Linked DNA regions of Homo sapiens: region 1 is linked to region 2. Evidence: chromatin loops called from intact Hi-C (ENCODE). Cell type or tissue: K562. All regions are shown on one strand. Links, peaks and the distances in the headings refer to the core of each region. The heading gives the core; the rest is flanking DNA.

Evidence for each region. Peaks named below come from ENCODE experiments on the same cell type or tissue, not always from the same donor. Only the 100,000 strongest peaks of a DNase experiment are listed, where the experiment ranks them.
Region 1: a loop joins it to region 2, with 1.9 times the contacts of the local background. A loop is called at or near these places in 3 of 110 quality-filtered maps.

Annotation. Positions count from the first base shown.
Region 1 is chr7:77,827,316-77,838,535 of GRCh38, forward strand. The region is part of intron 1 of PHTF2 (putative homeodomain transcription factor 2); the gene reads left to right. Among named protein-coding and RNA genes, the nearest start is that of PHTF2, 34 kb to the left of the region's middle. RefSeq lists a silencer at 3,579-3,638 and an enhancer at 7,602-8,102. In K562, for the core only: no CTCF peak of the experiment used is centred there; DNase peaks (open chromatin) are centred at 2,908, 4,776 and 7,456.
Region 2 is chr7:77,897,793-77,909,012 of GRCh38, forward strand. PHTF2 (putative homeodomain transcription factor 2) reads left to right here. Exons shown (of 19, transcript NM_001395272.1): 5 at 2,919-2,988; 6 at 3,970-4,128; 7 at 11,001-11,166. Among named protein-coding and RNA genes, the nearest start is that of DDX3ILA1, 87 kb to the right of the region's middle. In K562, for the core only: a CTCF peak has its summit at 6,022; DNase peaks (open chromatin) are centred at 6,009 and 8,579.

The sequences.
Region 1 (11,220 bases), core at 1,469-9,468, 71 kb before region 2:
TCTTAGAATTCGTGGAAAATTAAATTAATATTTTATTTTTATTTATTTATTCTTTTTGAGACGGAGTCTCACTCTGTCACCCAGGCTAGAGTGTGGTGGTGCAGTCTCGGCTCATCGTGACCTCTGCCTCCCGGGTTCAGGCAGTTATTTGCTTCATCCTCCTGAGTAGCTGGGATTACAGGCACCTGCCACCACGCCCGGCTAGTTTTTGTATTTTTAGTAGAGATGGGGTTTCACCATCTTGGCCAGGCTGGTCTTGAACTCCTGACTTCATGATCTACCTGCCTTGGACTCCCAGAGTGCTGGGATTACAGGTGTGAGCCACTGCGTGCAGCCTTTTTTTTTGAGATGGAGTTTCGCTGTTTCACCCAAGCCAGAGTGCACTGGTGTGACCGCAGCTCACTGTCTGCTCCTCCCAGGTTCAAGCGATTCTCCTGCCTCAGGATCCCAAGTAGCTGGGATTACAGGTGCCAGCCACCATGCCTGGCTAATTTTTGTATTAGTTTTTAGTAGAAACTGAGTTTCACCATGTTGGTCAGGCTGATCTCAAACTCCTGACCTTAAGTGATCCACCTGACTTAGCCTCCCAAAGTGCTGGGATTACAGGTGCGAGCCACGGAGCCCAGCCTCAATAGTATTTTTGATGATGAGGTATTGTTAGCAAATTTTAATCTCTAAATTAAGTCATTTTTAAGGTCTGTTAACTCTTTAAGCCGTTTAGTTAACTCTTTAAGCCATTTAGATATCATTTAGTCCATTACTATTTTGATAAAGAGTACTTGGAACACTAATTTAGAACGTTTCTGCTGAAGACCAGTAATAACATGTCCATGTTTGAATTGAGCCTGATAGGTTGGTGGTAAAACTTTCCTGTGAGTAAATGAGGAAGTTAAACCATTTAAATGGATCATATTTCATTACTGATTTTTCTAAGCAGCACAGCAGTCAAATAAAACAAAAAGCCAATACATTATAATTAGCTATTTAAAGGACCTTTAAGTACTTAACAAAACAAAAAACCCAAAGAATGCTCAAGGAATGGTAGAGTAAATTAATTCATCTGTGGTGGTACTTTGGTTGGTAATAGTAATATTGAAGTTAAGGAACCCTGAAATTTAAAAAGTTGCTTTAAAAGACATATCAGGTGGGTTGATTGTGCCCATCAGGAAATTCTGCAGAGGGCTTTGTGGTTAGTATCAAGATTATAACTCTAGGCTGGGCGCAGTGGCTTACATCTGTAATTCCAGCACTTTGGGAGGCTGAGGCAGGCAGATCACTTGAGGTCAAGAGTTCAAGACCAGCTTGGCCAACATGGTGAAACCCTAAAAATTCAAAATACAAAATTTATATAGGAAAAAGATAGCAACATATATGTTTGGTACTATCTGCTAAAAATACAAAAATTAGCTGGGCGTGGTGGTGCGCACCTGTAATCCCAGCTACTCGGGAGGCTGAGGCACAAGAATTGCTTGAACCCAGGAGGCGGCAGTTTCAGTGAGCCGAGATTGCACCACTGCACACCGGCCTGGGTGACAGGGCGAGACTCCATCTCAAAAAAAATAAAATTATAACTCTAGGCTGGTCGTGGTGACTCACACCTATAATCCTAGTACTTTGGGATGCCAAGGCAGGAAGATTGCTTGAAGTCAGGAGTTTGAGACCAGCCTGGACAACAAAGTGAGACCCGGCCCCACAAGAAGTTAAAAAATAAAAAATATTAGCCAGGTGCGATGGTGTCCACCTGTAGTCCCAGCTACTCGAGAGGCTGAGGTGGAGGAACACTTGAGCCCAGGAGTTTGAGGCTACAGTGAAATATGATTTCACCATTGAACTCCAGCCTAGGTGGCAGAGTGAGACCCTGTCTCCTAACAAAGAGATTATAGCTATAGGGATTCACTTAGATTTTGTAACAGCACAAAACACTTTTATTTAGTACGGGTATAGAGAGATGTTACTTGCCTGTAGTTTTTTCTTCTTAGATTATGTATCATCTTCTAGCCCAAAGTACACAGACTATGCATTGGTTCCATTAAGGAAAATAAAAATTACAAATATTCTTTTTATGACTGGTATAATAGAAAATGTATAGCTGTTTATTAGACCTTATTTTGCATTTTGTTTAAAATTACAACTTTGACCATAAAACGTGTGGTGTTTATTCTTTCAAATATTTCCATGAAATATTATCCTCCTTCCAGATGAAGAATTAAAATTGTTCTTATAAGTTGTAATAATTTATAGATCACATGATTACAAAGTAGGAACCCTGAAACTAGTAGAAGATTTCATTCTTTTTGTTTAGCTTTTGTATCATTATGAAAGATGTGATTTGAACCTTAACATTTATTACCCTTTAAGGGCAGAGCAACTTTGTTCCCAGTTTTCAAGGTCTAAAAATTTCTTGTTTTGGTTGTGGTGAAGGCAACTGAGTTATATTTAACTTTAGCATTTAGGAATGGTGTTAGACTAGACTTTAACTTATTTTCATTAGACCTTTTAGATCTGCAATATGTAAAACCTTTTAAATCTTAATGTATTGGTGACTGAGTGACATGTCAGTAAATAAATGAACCATGTTTATTATACTTCATGATATCTTTGTACCCTTTAATGTTATGAAAAAGTATGTTTGTTTATGTGCATGTTGGGGGAGTACAGGAGTTGGACAGGTAGAGTTTTCAATTCTAGCCCTCAAATTCATCTGTGGTGGTACTTTGGCAACTTTTTAATATGGTGTGTAAACATTTGTGTTTAATATAGGCGAAAAGTTTTAGGAAAATTCAGAGATAATAAAGACATTGGACTGCTCTCAAAGAACGTGTGGGTGGGAGGTGGGGGCACATACAGATAAGTACACTAAAGTCTATATAAAACAATATAGTAAGTACACAGCAGTCCCCCTTATCTGTGAGGGTTATATTCCAAGATCCCCAATGGAAACCTGAAGCCACAGATAGTACCAAACCTATATTTGCTGTGTTTTTTTCCTGTATATACATACTTATGATAAAGTTTATATTATAAATTAGGTACAGTAAGACAGGGTCCCCAACCAGTTGGTCTGCGGCCTGGTAGGAACCGTGGGCTGCACTACGGGAGGTGAGCCAGTGGGCAAGTGAGCGAAGCTTCATCTGTATTTACAGCTGCCTCCCATCACTTCCATTACCATCTGAGCTCTGCCTCCTGTCAGATCAGCAGCGGCATTAGATTCTCATAAGAGTGCGAACCCTATTCTCAGCTGTGTATGTGAGAGATCTCGGTTGCATGCTTCTTATGAGAGTCTAATGCCTGATTGTCTGAGGTGGAGTTGAGGCAGTGATGCTTGCGCTGGGGAGCAGCTGCGAATACAGATTAACGTTAGCAGAGAGGTTTGACTGCACAGAGATCATAATAAATAAATTGCTTGCAGACCCATATCAAAACCCTGTCAGTGAGTTGAGTGCTTCATTTGTACAGCTGCATCTGGTGACAGGCTTTAAGTCAGAATCCAACACTTAATTTTAGTCCATGCATGACCCGCCCATTATTTTACTTACCTTATCCGTCCACATTTCTTTGTCACACTGGGCACTTACCTCAGTCACAGATTTGGTTAAGCCCACAAGCTAACCTTAGCCAAAATGAGTAAATAACAAAACATTACTAGAGAGCTTCTTTGTAAAGGGGGAAGACCCAATGATGAGACAGCAGAAGACTCTTAAGACTGCCAACAAAAAGAAAGCTGCATTTAAAAGAAAACACCAAGAGTCCCACTTAAATTATGGGTTCATTGCAACAGGTGATTCACATTCTCTAGGCCTGCTTTGTGTATGTGGTGACTGGCTATCCAACAAGCCATGAAACCTTCAAAAGTGCTTTGTCACGTGGAGACCACTTATCCTGCATTGAAAGACAAGGCTTTGGAGTTTTTCAAAAGAAAAAAACGTGAACATGAAGAACAGAAGCAATTATGGAAGGCCACCACTTCATCAAGTGTGTCTGCACTGAGAGTATTATTCTTAGCGGCTAAAGCATTGCTAAAGCTAAGAAGCCGTTTACTATTGGTGAAGAGTTGATCCTGCCTGCTTGCTGTTAAGGACATTTGTTACGAACTTTTAGGAGAGGCTGCAGTTCAGAAGGTGGCACATGTTCTTTTTTCAGCTAGTACCATAACTAGATTATTTGATGAAATAGAGGATATTGAGGCACAATTGTTAGGATTAATGAGTCACCATGGTGTGTAATCCAGGTTGACAAGTCTACTGACGTTGACAACAAGGCAGTAATGCTTGTTTTTGTGTGATACACTTCTCAGGAGGACGTGCATGAGGGTATGTTATGTGCCCTTTTGTTGCCAACCAATACCACAGCTGTAGAACTGATTTGGTAATTTTGTGTTGGTATATGCATGAACAGAGCACGGCTGCCATGACTGGACAGCTTTCTGGTTTCACTACTTGGGTCAAAGAGGTTGCTTCTGAATGCGAGTCTACGCACTGTGTCATCCGTAGAGAAATGCTGGCTAGGCACAAAATGTCACCGAAACTTAACCAACATTTTGCAGGATGTGATTAAAATTATCCACATTAAAGTACGTGCCCTTAGTTTATGTCTGTCTGTGCAGCTCTGTGAGGAAATGGATGCAGAGCACACACAGCTTCTCTTATATGCAGAAGTAAGATGGCTTTCTAAGGTAGATCACTGGCCAGAGGTTTTGAGTTACAAGGTCTCTCCAGAGATTTTTTTTTTTTTTTTAGAAAAATAGTTATCACTGGTAGCACATTTCAGTGATGCAGAATGGGTCACAAAACTTGCTTACTTGTGTGACATATTCAACCTGCTCAAAGAACTCAGCTTGTCACTTCAGGGGAGAATGACAAATGTGTTCGAGTCAGTAGATAAAGTGGCTGCATTCAAAGCCAAACTGGAATTGAGTGAACATTGAGGGATTTTTTTTGACATGCTTCAAACATTAACAGAGATTTTTAAAGAGACTCAGCCAGGACCTTCTTTCTCCCAGCTGGTGCATGATCACCTATCTCAGCTTTCAAAAGAGTTTGAGCATTACTTCCCAACCACAGAAGACCCCCGAACTGGGAAGTAATGGATCCACAAGCTGTTTGTGAATAAGCCAGCTGTATCGACTTTGTCCGTGCTAGAAGAGGATCAACTGCTTAAGGTCACAAATGATGGTGGCCTTAAAAGTATGTTTGAGACAACTTCAAATCTCCATACATTCTGGATTAAAGTCAAGGCGGACTATCCTGAGATTGCCACAAAACACTGAAAAGTCTGTTTCCATTTCTAACATCGTATCTTTGTGAAGCAGGGTTTTCTGTAGTATAGTTAACAGCAACCAAAATGAGATTATGGAATAGACTGGACATAAACAATACACTTTGGGTGTCACTGTCTTCCATCATCCCCAGATGGGACCATCTAGTTGCAGGAAAACAAGCTCAGGGCTCCCACTGATTCTATGTTATGGTGAGTTGTATAATTATTTCATTATATATTATAATGTAATAATAATAGAAATAAAGTATACAATAAATGTAATGCTCTCGAATCATCCCAAAACCATCCCCCCTACCCTGGCCATGGAAAAATTGTCTTCCACAAAACCAGTCCCTGGTGCTAAAAAAGGTTGGGGACTGCTGCAAGTAAGAGATAGATAATAACTAATAATAAAATAGGACAATCGTAACAGTATACTCTAATGAAAAGTTATGGAATTTGGTCTCTGTCTCCAAATATTTTACTGTACTGCAGTTACTGCAGTAACTGAAATGTGGAAAGCAAAGCCTTGGATAAAGGGAGTGCTACTCTAAGGGGAACACAGAACAGGATGAGAAATATTAAATGGAAGAATTTGGGAGAAACTTATGGAGAAAGTGGAATTTTGGAAGTCTTGTCAAAATCTTCCTTGTTTTAGAAAGAGAAGTGTTAATTTTGGCACAGAGGTAGAAAAATGTTGAAAGTATGGGATGGTTGAAACAAGACATATGAGAAGATGATGAGCAATAATGTTGGACAATTAAGGTCAGATTGTAGAGAGTCTAAATACTTGTGGATTTTATTTTGTAAGCAGCAGAGAATGATACAAGGTTGTTGGAATGGAATAATAATATGAGAGTCTGAGGAGATTTATAAAAACTACCTTTAAAAAATTAAAAGCTCTTTAGGGCCAAGCGCAGTGGCTCACACCTGTAATCCCAGCACTTGGGGAGGCTGAGGTAAGAAGATTGCTGAAGACAGCAGTTCAAGACCAGCCTGGGCAGCATAATGAGACTCCATCTCTCTCTACAAAAGATTTAAAAAATAGCCTAGTTTGGTGGCATGCAACTTTTTGTGTGATATACTTCTCAGCAGGATGTGCATGAGGATATGTTATGTGCCCTTTTGTTGCTGAGTCTAGCTACTTGGGAAGCTAAGGCAGGACAGTCACCTGAGCCCAGGAGTTTGATGTTACAGTGAGCTATGATCAAGCCACTGCACTTCAGTCTGGGTGACAGTGAGACCCTATCTCTAAAAATAAATTAAATAAGATATTTTTTATTTAGTTTAACAGTTTCTACTATGTTAAATTCCATATATGTAACACTAATTTAAGTAGTAATATTAATGTTTTTGGGTGTGTTAGAATTCAGAGAAACTTCTGTACATTATTGGAATTGGTGACCTGAAAGGAAGAAGCTGGAGCAAAATTAATACAATTAGAGGGTTTATTTGAATCAAGCTTGAGGATTGCAACTGGGAGCACAGATTTGAGTTGCTCTGAATATACCCTCTGATTAGCAGCAGTTAAAAGTGCATTTTTCCAGCCTGGACAACATAGCCAGACCTCGTGTCTGCTAAAATTAAAAAAAATTAGCCAGGCATCATGGTACATGCCTATAGTCACAGCTATTTTGGGGGCTGAGGCAGAAGGATCACTTGAGCTGGGAAGTCGAAGCTGCCGTGAGCCCTGATCGTGCCACTGCACTCCAGCCCGGGCAACTGAGTGAGACCTTGTCTCAAAAAAAAAAAAAAAAAAAAAAATTTTAAACGGAAGGAAGAAGCAGTTCCTGAGTTGTTTACTGAGAATTTATGTTAAAATAACATAAACTGTTGATTGGCTATACATTGTTCTTTGTATCACAAATTCCAGAAACATGAAGATAAATGAGTGAGGCAGCTAGTCAGGAAGAAAATGACTTTAAACAGTTGCCCCCAGGCTTGGGTGTAGGGGCTTGACTCAAGTCCTATACTCACGTGTCTGTGCTTGCCTACCTCACATGGCTCAGACTGCTCGGAGCTCTTTTTCTTTTCACACAATTGTTATTTAACCTTTATTGAGTTGTGGAATATCTGGCTAGATGGCACTTGGGGAAAACTGAGGTCCAGAGAACTCAGTAACTTATTCAAGAGCACACAGCTCTTAGTATCAGAACTTGGATCTAGAACCCAATTATCTTGATGCTTAGTCATTGCTTTTTATCTGCTGTACTTCCTGTACCATATATTACAGTGTACTGAGTACTTAGAGACAAAGAATGTTGCCACATTTTTTCCTTAAGAGTGTTTACATATGACCAAGTGACCTGTGTGGCCACATACTGCTTTACATTTCTATTTAAATTACAGATTTTTGAGCATATGTTGGTGCTAGAAGAGAGACATTAAGCTTCAGCATTTTTTAGTCCAAAGGAAAGCTGGCCGGGTGCGGTGGCTCATGCCTGTAATTCCAGCACTTTTGGAGGCCGAGGCGGGCGGATCACCTGAGGTCAGGAGTTCGAGACCAGCCTGGCCAACAGGGTGAAACCCTGTCTCTACTAAAAATACCAAAAATTAGCCAGGCGTGGTGGTGGGCGCCTGTAGTCCTAGCTACTGAGGAGGCTGAGACAGGAGAATTGCTTGAACCTGGGAGGCGGAGGTTGCAGTGAGCCGAGATCACACCATTGCACTCCAGCCTGGGCAACAAGAGCAAAACTCCGTCTCAAAAAAAAAAAAAACAAGAAAAAAAAAAGAAAGCTTCATCTTGGAGGAAGTAGGATTTGAGCTGATTTAGAAGGATGTATGAGTGGAGAAAAGAATGGAATAGGAATAATAATAACACACGCAAAGTGTCAGGGGTGGAAATACATTGTTTTCTGAGCCTAGTGAGAGTCATGCCAGAACAGACAAATTTGTTTCAGAATAATGAGAGATGTACATGGTAACATTTATGTAGTATTTGATAGAATTTCTGTAACATGGGGATTGGTTAAAAATCTGACAATGTGGGAGACCATATTTGTACAAAGAATACTCATAGGCATTATTATACTGTTGACCCTTGAACAATTGGGGTTAGGGATACTGACCCCTGTGCTGTGGAAAATTTGGCTGTAACTTTTGAATCCCCCAAAATTTAACTACTAATAGCCTACTGTTGACAGGAAGTCTTACTAATAACATAAACAGATAACACATATTTTATATGTTATATGTTTATATACTGTATAATTACAATAAAGTAAGCTAGAGAAAAAGTGTTATTAAATTGTAAAGAAGAGAAAATAGGCCGGGCACAGTGGCTCACACCTGTAATACCAGCACTTTGGGAGGCTGAGACGGGAGGATCACCTGAGGTCCGGAGTTTGAGACCAACCTGACCAACATGGAGAAACCCTGTCTCTACTAAAATTACAAATTAGCCGGGTGTAGTGGCGCATTCCTGTATTCCCAGCTACTCGGGAGGTTGAGGCAGGAGAATCGCTTGAACCCTGGAGGCAGAGGTTGCGGTGAGCTGAGATCACGCCATTGCACTCCAGCCTGGGTAACAAGAGCGAAAACTCCATCTCAAAAAAAAAAAAAAAAAAAGAAGAGGAAGAAGAAGAGAAAATACATTTACTATTCTTTAAGTGGAAGTGGATCATGATAAAGGTCTTCATCCTTGTCATCTTCACACTGAATAGGTTGAAGAAGAGGAGGGGTTGGTTTTCCCTTCCTGGATAGCAGAGGCAGAAGAGGTAAAGGAGGTGAAAGGGGAGGCAGGAGTATCAGGCACACTTGGTATAACTTTTATTGAAAAAATCCACATGTAAGCGGACCAGCGCAGCTTACCCACCATGTTGTTCAACTGTATTTGATTGAGATTCCGTAAAGGCAGACTTAACATACCATCTCTTCTGTACTCATCTTTTCCCACCACCCTGGTCTTTGGCATTTTGTGTGGAAATCAATACAGCAAATAAAGACACATGCACACATATGTTTATTGTGGCACTGTTCACAATAGCAAGGACTTGGAACCAACCCAAATGCCCATCAGTGATAGACTGGATAAAGAAAATGTGGCACAGGTACAACATGGAATACTATGCAGCCATAAAAAAGGATGTCCTTTGCAGGGACATGGATGATGCTGGAAACCATCATTCTCAGCAAACTAACACAAGAACAGAAAACCAAATGCTGCATGTTCTCACTCATAAGTGGGAGTTGAACAGTAAGAACACATGGAGACAGGGAGGGAAACATCATACACCAGGGCCGGTCGGGGTGGGGGGCTTGGGGAAGGATAGCGTTAGGAGAAATACCTAATGTAGATGACAGGTTGATGGGTGCAGCAAACCACCATTGCACGTGTATACCTATGTAACAAACCTGCACATTCTGCACATGTACCCCAAAACTTAAAGTATAATAAAAAAAGCAAAAAAAAAAAAAAAAGAATTTCAGATATTTTGTTAAGGTGTGACAATTAAATCTATGTCAAGGATAGTGTTAGCTTAGAGTTAACTGCCTAATGTTATGCCTGCAGTTAGCCCTATGGTTTTAGGATTGGATTATTTCTAAATAAATAAAGATTATGCATCATAATACCCATCCTTGTATCAGATCAGTTGATCAAAAAAGATTAAGATCCTCTATTAAAGGTCCCCAGTAGGTTTTTTATGCTTTTTTCTGTAAATAAACTTTAATATGATCATTTAACATTAAACCTGAGCTATCATGACAATACAGTCTATGAACCTGTATTCCTGGACTGTCATAGAATCAAAGAAGTTGGAAAGGCTTTAGAAATAATCTTCATTATTCCTGAAATAATTTGACTTGTTAATCCTTGTTGATTATACCCACGTGTAATTGGGTATCTTTGAGTGCTTTGTCAGATAGCTGGTTCAGAAATCTATCTTAGCATGCTGTAAAACCTGTTTTAAAAATAGGTATGAGCCATTCAGTGTGACTGAAAGGTTGTTGACACAATGGAAAAACTATTAAATGAGTTTGCACAGAAAATCACCATTACTGAAGAAAGGTTTTTTTATTTTAAACAGAAAATTCGTTGAATTTTTATTTCTATAGACCCAAATAAATACAGTTTAAAATATTTAGAACACTTTATATAACTAGAATACTGTTAGATTTTTGGTATTTATCTAAGTGTAGCTTGGTAAACAAATATATAAAGTCTTTGCGATTATTTTCTTGTGAGGCAGGCAGTGTTTTTCAAACTTTCATTTGAGCTTTTTCTTTTAAAAAATACTATTATTTATATGTGAACATTTAAATATTCCCTAAATATATTAAATATCTGATATGTTTAATAGAGTGATAAAATCCTTTCACGTTTTGTGTATGAAATGTATATTATTTACATTGTTGGGGGTTAGGAAAGAGGATCTTTATTTTGTTAGATAATCTGGAATATTTGTCAATAAAGATTGGGTAAAGTGAAAAGAGGGTAAAGTGAAAAGTTGATATTCTCATATTTTTGTACCATTTTTCATAGTTTGCTTGAGGGGATAGGTTATAACCAATCTGGAAAGCATTCACAGTTGTCATGACAAACAAATACAATGAAGGTGTAGTGTGTATTGAATAGTCCCCTAGCAAAATCAGTGGGGCAAACCTCTGGGATACAAGGTGGTTGAAGTTAATAAATCATACTCAAAGGCTTCCAGGACAGAAAAACAAAAATGGGAGATTTTAAGTCAGTAAGGGAAAGCTTCCTCAAAAAACCCTCGTGAGAGAAATGAAGATAGCCACACCTGACTGAGAAATTAAGTGGAGGTGAACTTTGAAATCTGTAAATAATCCATGTGTATGTAATTGAGAATTGACATTGTGACCTTATGATAATTGGATAGCTATTTTTATTTTCAATGTGAACAAAAACTGATTGCATGTATTTCTCCTTAAACTGCTATGTTTAAAAAAGGAAATATAAATACTTCTAGTTCCTAGATTGGGGAATTTTTTATATGAAAATTG
Region 2 (11,220 bases), core at 1,571-9,570:
GCCTCAGCCTCCCAAGTAGCTGGTATTACAGGCGCCCGCTACCACGCCTGACTAATTTTTGTATTTTTAATAGAGATGGAGTTTCACCATGTTGGCTAGGCTGGTCTTGAACTCCTGACCTCAGGTGATCCTGCCCACCTCAGCCTCTCAAAGTGCTGAGATTACAGGCGTGAACCACCTTACCTGGCCTTCTGTTTTTTTTTTTTTTCTTTTTAAACCTTTAAATTATCTTGATAGGCTACCTTAGAGGGAAAATTTTATTGAAACTGGCTATTAGGGTGTGGCTCTACAATATAGCTCAAAATAAATATATTTTAATAGAATATAAAATTGGAAATGAACCCCAAATAAACAAGGTCGATTAGAAGAAGCATGTTGAAAAACAGTAGTTGCACATATCAAGACAACTTACTGTTTCTCCTGTAGGGACTTTTGATTCTTAAAACAATCTTGATAAAAATTTTAGGTATACAGCAATAAATTAGGATTCAGATTAGTCAGAAGACATTGGCAATAAGGTTACTTTCAAGTTGTTAGGGAAGCAATTTATAAAAAACAAGTAAATTAAAATGTGTTACTGTTTTCAAATATTTTTACAGTAATAAAGGTAAAATCTTACTGTAATAAACAATACTAAATCCAAATAGTGCTTTATTAATGAAGTTTTGTTTAAATATATGTATTATTACAGTTGCTTCTCCAATTTGCAAAATCTTGGGAATGATTTCTAATCCATCAGCCGCTTTATAGTGACATTAAAATCAGAAATAATGTACAGATACAGCCCATACTCATTATTTGGGGTAGCTATGTTCTATAAAGTCACCCATGAACACTGAATTAGTGCATACTGAACCATTGCTGCCTGGGGAAGTACCTTGTTTTATGTGTGTTTCTGTTTAAAGACACCTTATTTAATATATATTTTTGATTCATTAACAATTCATGGCCAACAGCACTGTAAATCATATCTGAACAGAGGTTATCTTTATTTATTTATTTATTTATTTTATTTTATATTGTTTGGGACAGAGTCTTACTTTGTCGCCAGGCTGGAGTGCAATGGTGTGACCTTGGTTTATGGCAACCTCCAACCCCTGGGTTCAAACAGTTCTCCTTGCTTCAGCCTCCCCAAGTTGCTGGGATTACAGGCGAGTGCCACCATGCCCAGCTAATTTTTTGTATTTTTAGTAGAGACGGGGTTTCACCATGTTGGCCAGGCTGTTCTCAAACTCCTGGCCTCAAGTGATCCGCCCACCTTGGCCCCCGCAAAGTGCTGGGATTAAAGGCGTGAGCCACTGTGCCTGGGTGAACAGAGGTTATCTAACACATTTTCTCTGTAAGACACATCACAGCATTCTTGCACTTAGGAACACGAGACACTGTTTTAAGCACTATACTTGAGGGCCATCTTGAACAACAGGATTGCCAACAAAAAGCACAAAAATGTGAAAAACATAACAAATAAAGGACACTGTTTACAGTAATCAGAGCTGAAACAGGAAGGTTAAAGCATCACCTTGTTCGACCTCAGCTGAGAACATGCACGTTGGGTGACTCAATTTTTTTTTTTTCACTCCATGCGTGTCTGCAAATTAGGGCAAAAGCACCGTGAACGTTGATTTGGGGGTACAAAGAAATTTTACCAAGTAGGTGTGTTTGCAATTATGGAATCTGAGAATATGAGGATCGACTATATATAAAATTATCATTGCTATTTCTTTAACTTTTACCCTGTCTCCTTCATTTTTGTTTTTGCATCTCTGGGTGGTTTGCAACTTCAGCCAGAACTATTTGAAGGGATTCAAAGATTAATTGCATATTGGTTTCAGGGCGCATTTTTGGTTTAGACACCTCAGTTAATTCTGACCTCAAATATGGTTCTCTTCTTTGTTTTAGATTCAAACAGAATACTTAATCAGATTTTTACTTTGATGGGGGGTGTCATTGTTACTTGGATTAGGACCAAAGACAGGATTTACTGCACAGTTACTTGCTTAATTGAATGAATAAAAACCAAATCATCTAAACACTTGTGTCATCTCGCAGTAATTGGCTCCTGAAGAGTTTAGCTTAAGCTCTTGCAGTTCTTTTTGTTTGTTTTCTCTTTTTTATTTTTATTTTTGTTAGCTCTTCCAATTCTTAACATTCTAGTCTTAAGTAATAATTTACTTTGTTATAGGTTTTTTTTTCACTAGTTTTGATCTACACCCCCCACTCCACTCTGTATACTGATAGCAGAAACTTAATTTTACTCAGTGTTCAATAATTTCAAGTTTAAATGAATTCAGTTTATGACAACTGCCTCTCCCTCCTCCCCTTCCTGGTTATGGTGTCTAAGTTTTGAGGTGATGAGGTGGCATTTATGGTCTGATGAGGGGTTGACATGTGAACATAATGGCAACCATCATCCTTGAGTAGTGCATTGTCCTCCCTGGGTCTCAGCTGATTGGCGTCTGCTGAGAAGTCTGCATCCTTTCTGGTCCTCAGCTGTGTGATTTACTGCTTTCTGAAATAATGCCTCCAGCACCACACCTTGAGGTTCCTTCAGGGCTGCTGCTCCCCTAGCTAGCCTCAACGCTCTCCAAATGCCAATATGGGGCCAATATAGTTCCCTCTACACCTAAAGCTGTACACCTAAATTTGCTTGGTAGTAATAGTATTTGTAGTAGAATTTTACTGTTGGTAATAAACCGGCCTGGCATGTTACACACATCTCTAAATATATCTTTTTGAACAATAATAAAATTTATTACAATACTGTAATTGTGTTCTGTTTGTAACAAATGCATAATGTGTTACATTTTGTTGGTACTATTAACAATTTTATTTTAAATTGAAAGCTTTAGAAATTGATTTTCTCCTGTTCTAGATTTAAGTATATATACAATTCCAATGCTTCTTTTGATATATTATAGGGGCTAAGGAATAAACCAAAGAAAACAGCACATGTGAAACCAGACCTCATAGATGTTGATCTTGTAAGAGGTGAGTCTGATAAATAAATGCTTAATACAAGTAGACATTGTTCTGGAAGAAACAGAATTCAAAATAGGTTTAAATATTGTATTAGGCTGTTTTGCATTGCTATAAAGAAATACTTGAGATTGGGTAATTTATAAGAAAAGAGGCTTAATTGGTTCATGGTTCTGCAGGCTGTACAGAAATCACAGCACCAGCACCTGCTTCTGGGGTAGGAAGCTTTACCCATGGCAGAAGGCAAGCGGGACCAGGCACATCACATGGCCAGAGCAGGAGCCAGAGAGTGGTAGTGGGGAGGTGCCACACACTTTTAAATCACCAGATCTCCTGAGAACTCACTCACTATCTCAAGGACAGCCTCAAGCCATGAGGGCTTCACCCTTATGGCCCGTATACCTCCCATGAGGCCCTGCCTCCAGCATTGGAGATTACAATTCAATATCAGATTTGAATGGGGACTGATATTCCAAACTATATCAGATATCTATCTGTCTGTCTATCTTTTTAGAAATAAAAACATTGTGAACCTTGATGAAGACAAGAATAGTATTAAAAAGAGAGAATGGGACCAGGTACAATGGCTCACACCTATAATCCCAGCACTTTGGGAAGCTGAAGGCAGAAGGATCTCTTGAACCCAGGAGTTTGACACCACCCTGGGCAGCAGAGTGAGATCCTATCTCAACAAACAAACAAACAAACAAACAAAACCAAAAAACAATTAAAGTGGTGATTTGTAATTCCTAACTAGAACTGACATTTGAATATTGTTCTATATTTATAAAATATGTGGGAGAAATTCTGTTATTTCAAAAAATGTTTTTTTCAAAATATTTAAAGTATCTATAAATTGGACATTTCTCACTCATAGTATAATACAGAATAAAATTATGTGGTGATGTTTTTCAAACATTGAAATTTTTTTCTTTAAAGAAATTAAAGAATAATATATAAATATACTCTGTTGTCCTATTTTACTTTTTTCAGGGTCTGCATTTGCAAAGGCAAAGCCTGAAAGTCCTTGGACTTCTCTGACCAGAAAGGGAATTGTTCGAGTTGTATTTTTCCCCTTTTTCTTCCGGTGGTGGTTACAAGTAACATCAAAGGTCATCTTTTTCTGGCTTCTTGTCCTTTATCTTCTTCAAGGTATAATTAAGTGATTTTTGCTTTTACTTTTCAGAATGTTACATTGTTAGGTTTAATAAGTCTTTGTTTTAAACATATGCTAACTACTACTGAGTATGATGTATAAGTATGTTAATAAAGGCACATAATTGATTTGGTATTAAAAATATTTGAGAAAACAAAGCAGTTATTTTTCAGTATAATTTTATGAATATTTGAATCTATAGATGGCTAAAGAAAAATAGAAATCGAGAAGATTTTTTAAAATTAGAAAAAAAACCTCATCAAAATGCATCTTCCACACATACATACATACCAGTCTTTTAAAAATACAACCTATACAAGTTTATTATTCCTGCCATAGGTATAGTTTCTTTTTTCTGTGCCTTTTACCACCGTGATGTGAGCTGTCCTTATACTTTATCAAAATTCTGTATACCGTGCACTCTGCTAGGTGCTTTCTAGATTCTCATTTCATTCTCACATCAACCTGATGAAGTACAGGGACTGTTACTATGCTTCGCTTATAGACGTGGGACCTGAAAGACCTGAGTGCCCAACGCCACATAGTCATCAAGTATGGTAGAGCCCAGATTCAATTCTAAGCATTCTGATCCCAGAACCACACACTTAACCGCTCTTATGGTGCCTCCTAAAACAACATTCTAGTGCATAGTCTTAGCAGCAGTATATAACACAACATGTATAACATTGTAGAGCATTTAGAAACTAAAGAAGAAACTATTCATATTCCATCACGTGAACAAAGCCGTTATTTTCATTTGGTTCATGTCCTTTCAGTCTTTTTAATATGTGATTAAAAAAAAAAACCATGATTACAATCCTGAATGATTATTTAAATTTGTTTTATCAACAGATTCTAAGAGATACTTTTTAAATAAATGAAAATATAATAAAAACTGCAGACTGTTATTTAGATAAAGTTGTTTCTTCTAAGCCAGGTTACATCTTATATACATAAAAGGGTGTGGACTATGATAATTTTGTGGTTTGTTGTTATTAGAATGTGTGTATGTGTTTTCTGATTAAAGATATAATAATATTTTCATGGCAGGAAATTTGGAAAATGTAGAAAAAGCTAAAGAAAAAAAGAACTACCCATCATCTTGCCTTTAAATTTATAATACTTTTTAAATAGTTGAGATTATTTTATATGAACAGCTACATTTTTTTTTACCTAATGTCATAATATCAAAGTCTTTGTAAATATAACTTCTAAGTTACTAGAAAATATCTTGTCCTACTTCAATATTGGGCAGTTAAGCTGATTGCTATTTTTTGCTATTATAATTACTGCTGAAGTGATCATATTTGCTTATCAGTATTTTCTAGTTATAGTGATCATAATTTTTATCATTTTCTTGTTTTCTTCTCAAAAGGACTTAAGAGAGCTTAATTTAAGTATAGTTATCTTCAAAGGTTTTCTGGCTTACCTAGATGAGAAAACTTTATTTGAATGTGGTCAGAAATTGCAATAGTTTATTAGAGTAATTCAGTACCATTGATTGTACATCACAGTGCATTGTGCTTTTTAAGATATTGCTGCTTTCTAGTATTCCACGACAAACAAGTTTCCAATGTAACTAAAAGTTCACTGACATTGTATAATTATATTGTGTCTGAAATTTACTTACTGGTTCCTCTAAGTTAAATAGGGAACACGGGTTAGATTGGGCATTAAATGAGATATTTTTAAGTTCAGAATCCAAGTTTAATCATAAGGCCCTTATGATGAACACTAAACATTCTCCTAGTAAAGCTTAGTTAGAGAAATGACTTAACCTTCTTAAAGTCACACAGCTAGTGCCAAAGTCATGATGTGACTCTGATGACCCTCGGCAGGCTGCCATTACCTTTGAAAACCACTGTATGTCTGTCTCCATTGCAGCACCCTGTGGAAAAGCAGGGTGCTGCAGTGCTCTGAGTTATGTCCTCATTCTTGTTCGCACTTCTTGAAAGGCAGAAAGAATCAAATGCAGTCAGATTTGGTTTTATATAACTATGTATAGTTTTTTTTATTTCAATTACATGCTTTTTAAGTATCTCAGCTATGTATTCTCAGCTCTATCCCCATTTCTGCATGTCTTGGTTGCCTAGTTTCTTGCCAAGATTACTGCCAGGAAACCTCATATCATCTTCTACTTTCTGTCCATTTACCTATTAAATGACAAATTCAAACCAGCTGCTTAAGATCTAAATTTCTTCACTAGTTATCATTGCTTTCAAGATGCAATCTGAGTTTTCAAATCCCTCCTTGAATTTCTATCCCACCTTAACCAGGCTAAACTAGCTCTTTGCTGTTTCTTAAACATTCCATGCTTTTTTGCCTATGTGTCTTTGGACATGCAACTCCCTTTGCGTGGGGTAGCCCTTTTCCCTTTTGTTTAGTCAATCCTCTATGTTCTCTCAAATTTAGATTAGACATCAGACATCACTTTCTTGAAGAATCCTTTCGTAACTCCCCAATGTAGTTACATATCTTTCTTATGTATATTATAGCAGTTAATCATAAGTGTTATATTAGTCACCTTGGGCTACCATAACAAAATACCACAGATTGGGTGGCTTATACAACAAAATTTATTTTTTCACCATTCTGAGGGGTGGAAGTGCAAGAGTGAGGCAATGTCAGAGTTGGTGTCTGATGAGGCTTCTCTGACTTGTAGATGTCCACCTTCTTGCTGTGTCTTCACAGGGCCTTTCTTGTGTGTGTGAGTGGAGAGAGAGAGTACTCTGGTATCTCTGCCTCTTCATATAAAGACAAGAGTCGTATCAGTTTAAGGCCTTACACTTACGAATCTGTTTAACCTTTACTACCTCCTTATAGGCCCTGTCTCCAAACGTAGTCACATTGTGGGTTAGGGCTTCATTCAGCATATGCATTTGTGTGGGGAGGATGAAAGGAGCACAGTTTAGTTCATAACAGGTATTTTCATTGTTTCTTTATATGTCTCTTCTTTCCTGTAAACCAAGCTTGTCCAACCCATGGCCCATAGGCCACATGCAGCCCAGGATGGCTTTGAATGTGGCCCAACCCAGGTTCATAAACTTTCTTAAAACCTTATGAGATTTTTTTTAATTTTTTTAAAGCTTATCAGCTATCGTTAGTGTTAGTGTATTTTATGTGTGGCCCCAGACATTTCTTCTTGCAGTGAGGCCCAGGGAAGCCAAAAGATTGGATACCCCTGGTCTAAACCAAGGGATAGGGAGCGGAGACTGTGTCTTGTCTTTTTTTCTGCATTGCCTAATTGCCACTGAATCTTAAAGATTAACAGTCCTAAAAATGGAAGATAATATTCCATTCTATTCTATTCTGTTTTTTAGACATAGGGTTTTGCTTTGTTGCTCAGGCTGGAGTGCAGTGGTGCGATCATAGTTCACTGCAGCCTTGAACTCCCGGGCACAAACAATCCTCCAGCCTCAGCCTCCCAACTAGCTAGGACTATAGGAGCACGCCACCATGCCCAGCTAATTATTTTTATTTTTATTTTTGTAGAGATGGGGTCTTAATATGTTGCCCAGGCTGGTCTTGAACTCTTGACCTCAAGTAATCCTCCCACTTCACCCTCTTAAAGTGCTGGGATTACAGTTGTCAGCCACCACAGTTTCTCTCTGTTGCTCAGGCTGGAGTGCGGTGGTGCAGTCATGGCTCGCTGCAGCCTCAACCTCCAAGGCTCAATCATTCCTCCTACCTCTACCTCCATAGCTGGAACTACAGGCATGCACTGCCATTCCCAGCTAATTTTTGAAATTTTTTTGTAGAGGCAGGGTTTCGCCTTGTTGCCCAGGCTGGTGTCAAACTCCTGGGCTAAAGCAGTCCACCCGCCTCAGCCTGTCAGAGTGCTGGGATTACAGGTGTGAGCCATTGCATCCAGCCTACTCCTAGAGTTCCCCTTGCCCAGTACGTGAAGTCCTGCCTTTGAAATATTTGTGCCCAACAACATTCTGTCTTAGTTGATCTCCAGCAGAAATCTCTAGCAGCACTGTCTAGTTCGTAGGACTTCATTAAATGCTCAAAAAGTATAACTCAGCATTATATAAAATAAGTGAATGTTTTCTCTATATATCTTCTTTTTTTTTGAGACGGAGTCTCGCTCTGTTGCCCAGGCTGGAGTGCATGATCTCAGCATGATCTCGGTTCACTGCAACCTCCACCTCCCAGGTTCAAGCAGTTCTTCTGCCTCAGCCTCCCGAGTAGCTGGGACTACAGGCGTGTGCCACTAAGCCCAGCTAATTTTTGTATTTTTAGCAGAGATGGGGTTTCTCCATATTGGCCAGGCTGGTCTCAAACTCCTGACCTCGTGTTCTGCCGGCCTCAGCCTTCCAAAGTGCTGAGATTACAGGCAGGAGCTACCACGCCCGGCTCTCCATATATCTTCTAAACCTTAACTTGAGAGGAAAACAAAAAGGGGAAGTGATACCAGAGTTACGGAGGAAAAGCTACTGTCTCAGGAACTGAGACCATGGGAGGGACATGATCACTTTTAGAAAGATACAGTCAGAAGAAAGAAGGAAAAAGAGAGGAAGAAAGTGGCTCCTCCTCCTTTTTCTAATGCCTTGTCGTCAGAATTTCACAGTATGTAATAACTTCCTGTTAAGATATACAGAAAATATAATTTGTATGCTCCCAGCCCTAGGATTACAGAGAATGGTGATCACAGGGCTGAAAGAGTTCAGATAAATAACCAGCAACAGGTTATATAAAACCTAAAGTTTTAAAAGATGTTCTCCTTTGTGTCTGAAACTCTGAACTTCTTAAGTAAGCATTTGTACTTGCCCCTTTTAAAATTAGAGTTAATGGCACGGTGAAACCCCATCTCTACTAAAAATACAAAAAATTAGCCAAGCGTGGTGGCGGGCACCTGTAGTCCCAGCCACTCGGGAGCCTGAGGCAGGAGAATGGCGTGAACCTGGGAGGCGGAGCTTGCAGTGAGCCGAGATCGCACCACTGCACTCCAGCCTGGGCAGCAGAGCGAGACTCCGTCTCAAGAAAAATTAAGAGTTAATGGTAGCTAAAAAAAAAAAAAAAAAAGCTACTATTCACCAATGTTAAGTATACATTTACGGTGTATAAGCAGCTTTTCAAAATGTTTTACATGCACTACCTCACCTAAAACCTATTATAGTGCCTATGTACTGTATGTATGCTGTGTACTATGTAGATACACAGAAGATTAAACCAAGGCTCAAAAACATTAAAGAACTTGATAAAAGTCACATTAGAATTCATATTAAAAACAAAAAAGACTCTCTGCTTTTCAAAATTCCAGACTGTTATGGAATAACTAGAGAATTTGGGTTAAATTCCAGGGTAATTCATAACGATGATTGGCATTTTAAATTTTTTTTTCTTATTACTTACAGTTACATACAGCTGAAATTTGTTTTCATGATACTCTTTAAGTATATTAAAGTGTATTAGCAGATTAAGTGATGTTTTAAGCGTTTGGTATATTGGACCAGGATTCTTTGAGTTGCAGGTGGCAGAAACTAAATGCAAACTAGCTTTTACAAGAAGTTGGTTTTTTTGGTCGTTAATTTTACTGTTTATCATAAAAGCTAAACAAAAAAAACCCAGGAAACTAGATAGAATAGTACAACAGCTGGGGTGGCCATATGTCCCAGTTTGCCTGGGATTGTCCAACCCAAGTTTACTCATGTTGTCCTGGTGCCTTTCACTCTCAAAAGTGTCTTGGTTTAGATGGTAAATTACATGGTCACCCTAAACACCTAAATACCCATCTCTTTAACAATGATTAACGTTTTGGGATGTTTACTTAATCTGTTTTGTTAAGTAAATTATATACATTGAGACATTTTACCCCTGAATACATCAATATATGTCTCTTCAAAATAAGCACATATAACCACATTACAGTGATAACACTTAACAAAATGACCAAAAATCTTATAATATTTACATTTTATTTTAGGTACTCCTTGGCCCTGGATTCAGGCATGGCTGGATTGAGAGGCTCGGATAATATCTTCACTTCTTTTTGCTGTAGACTTTGGTCTTGCTGGTCACATTCTTAGGTTGGCTCTTTCTAGGTGGTGGCTAAGGTGGCCCCTAGCAATTTCATTTTTTCATAGTCTTTAGTGTTTGTGATCTAGGAGAAAGGTCTTGAAGCACCTATATTAGTCCCTGAAAAAGACTGATTGGCCCTGCTTAGGTCACTTGCCCATCTTTTTATAAGCTTTTGTATTCAGACTTACTAAGACTGTGACAAGCCTAGGTTACATGTCTATCCCTGAGGTGGGAGAAATAAGAATGTATGATTGATGGATAAAGGAGGGAGACGAAGGTAAAGAGAGTTTATGTCCAGAAAGTCTAAGGGATGCTGTGTAGGCAAAACAAGATTTCCCTTCATGTAGTAATAGTTAGCATTGATGGATGTTTAGTGGTTTCTCTGGAAACTATGCCTAAGTAAATTTGTTATTAATTCTAAGGAGATAGACCTCTATTAATAAGAAGCTCTTTGTATCTGTATGATACACTTATCATAAGATTTCTTTATTTGTAAAACAAAGAAATAATGTACTTGAGGTTAGGGTAGTTCTTTGATTGTCTGTGATGTTACTTAGAAATGTCCTTTGATTCATATGCATCTAATTTACGTTGCAGCGTTGAGGTGTAGTTTAGAGACTATGTTGGGTGTTGTCTTGTTCCGAGAGTTTATTACTAAATACCATGGTTAGGCTGCGGCAGACAATAAAACAGTCTGAGAGAGCTTGTCTCTATAGTAATATTTTAAACTCATTTAAATTTAGAAAAATATTTTGGCAAAAAATAATGTAAAAACAATTTTAAAAGTTTTGAAGAGGTGACTATCAGATCTATAATTAAGCATATTTTCTTTCCCTTTTTATAGTTGCTGCAATAGTATTATTCTGCTCCACTTCTAGCCCACACAGCATACCTCTGACAGAGGTGATTGGGCCGATATGGCTGATGCTGCTCCTGGGAACTGTGCATTGCCAGATTGTTTCCACAAGAACACCCAAACCTCCTCTAAGTACAGGGGGTAAAAGAAGAAGGTACTGTTTTTTAAAAAGTAATCTTTTTGTACATTTATGTAATTTGAATCTACG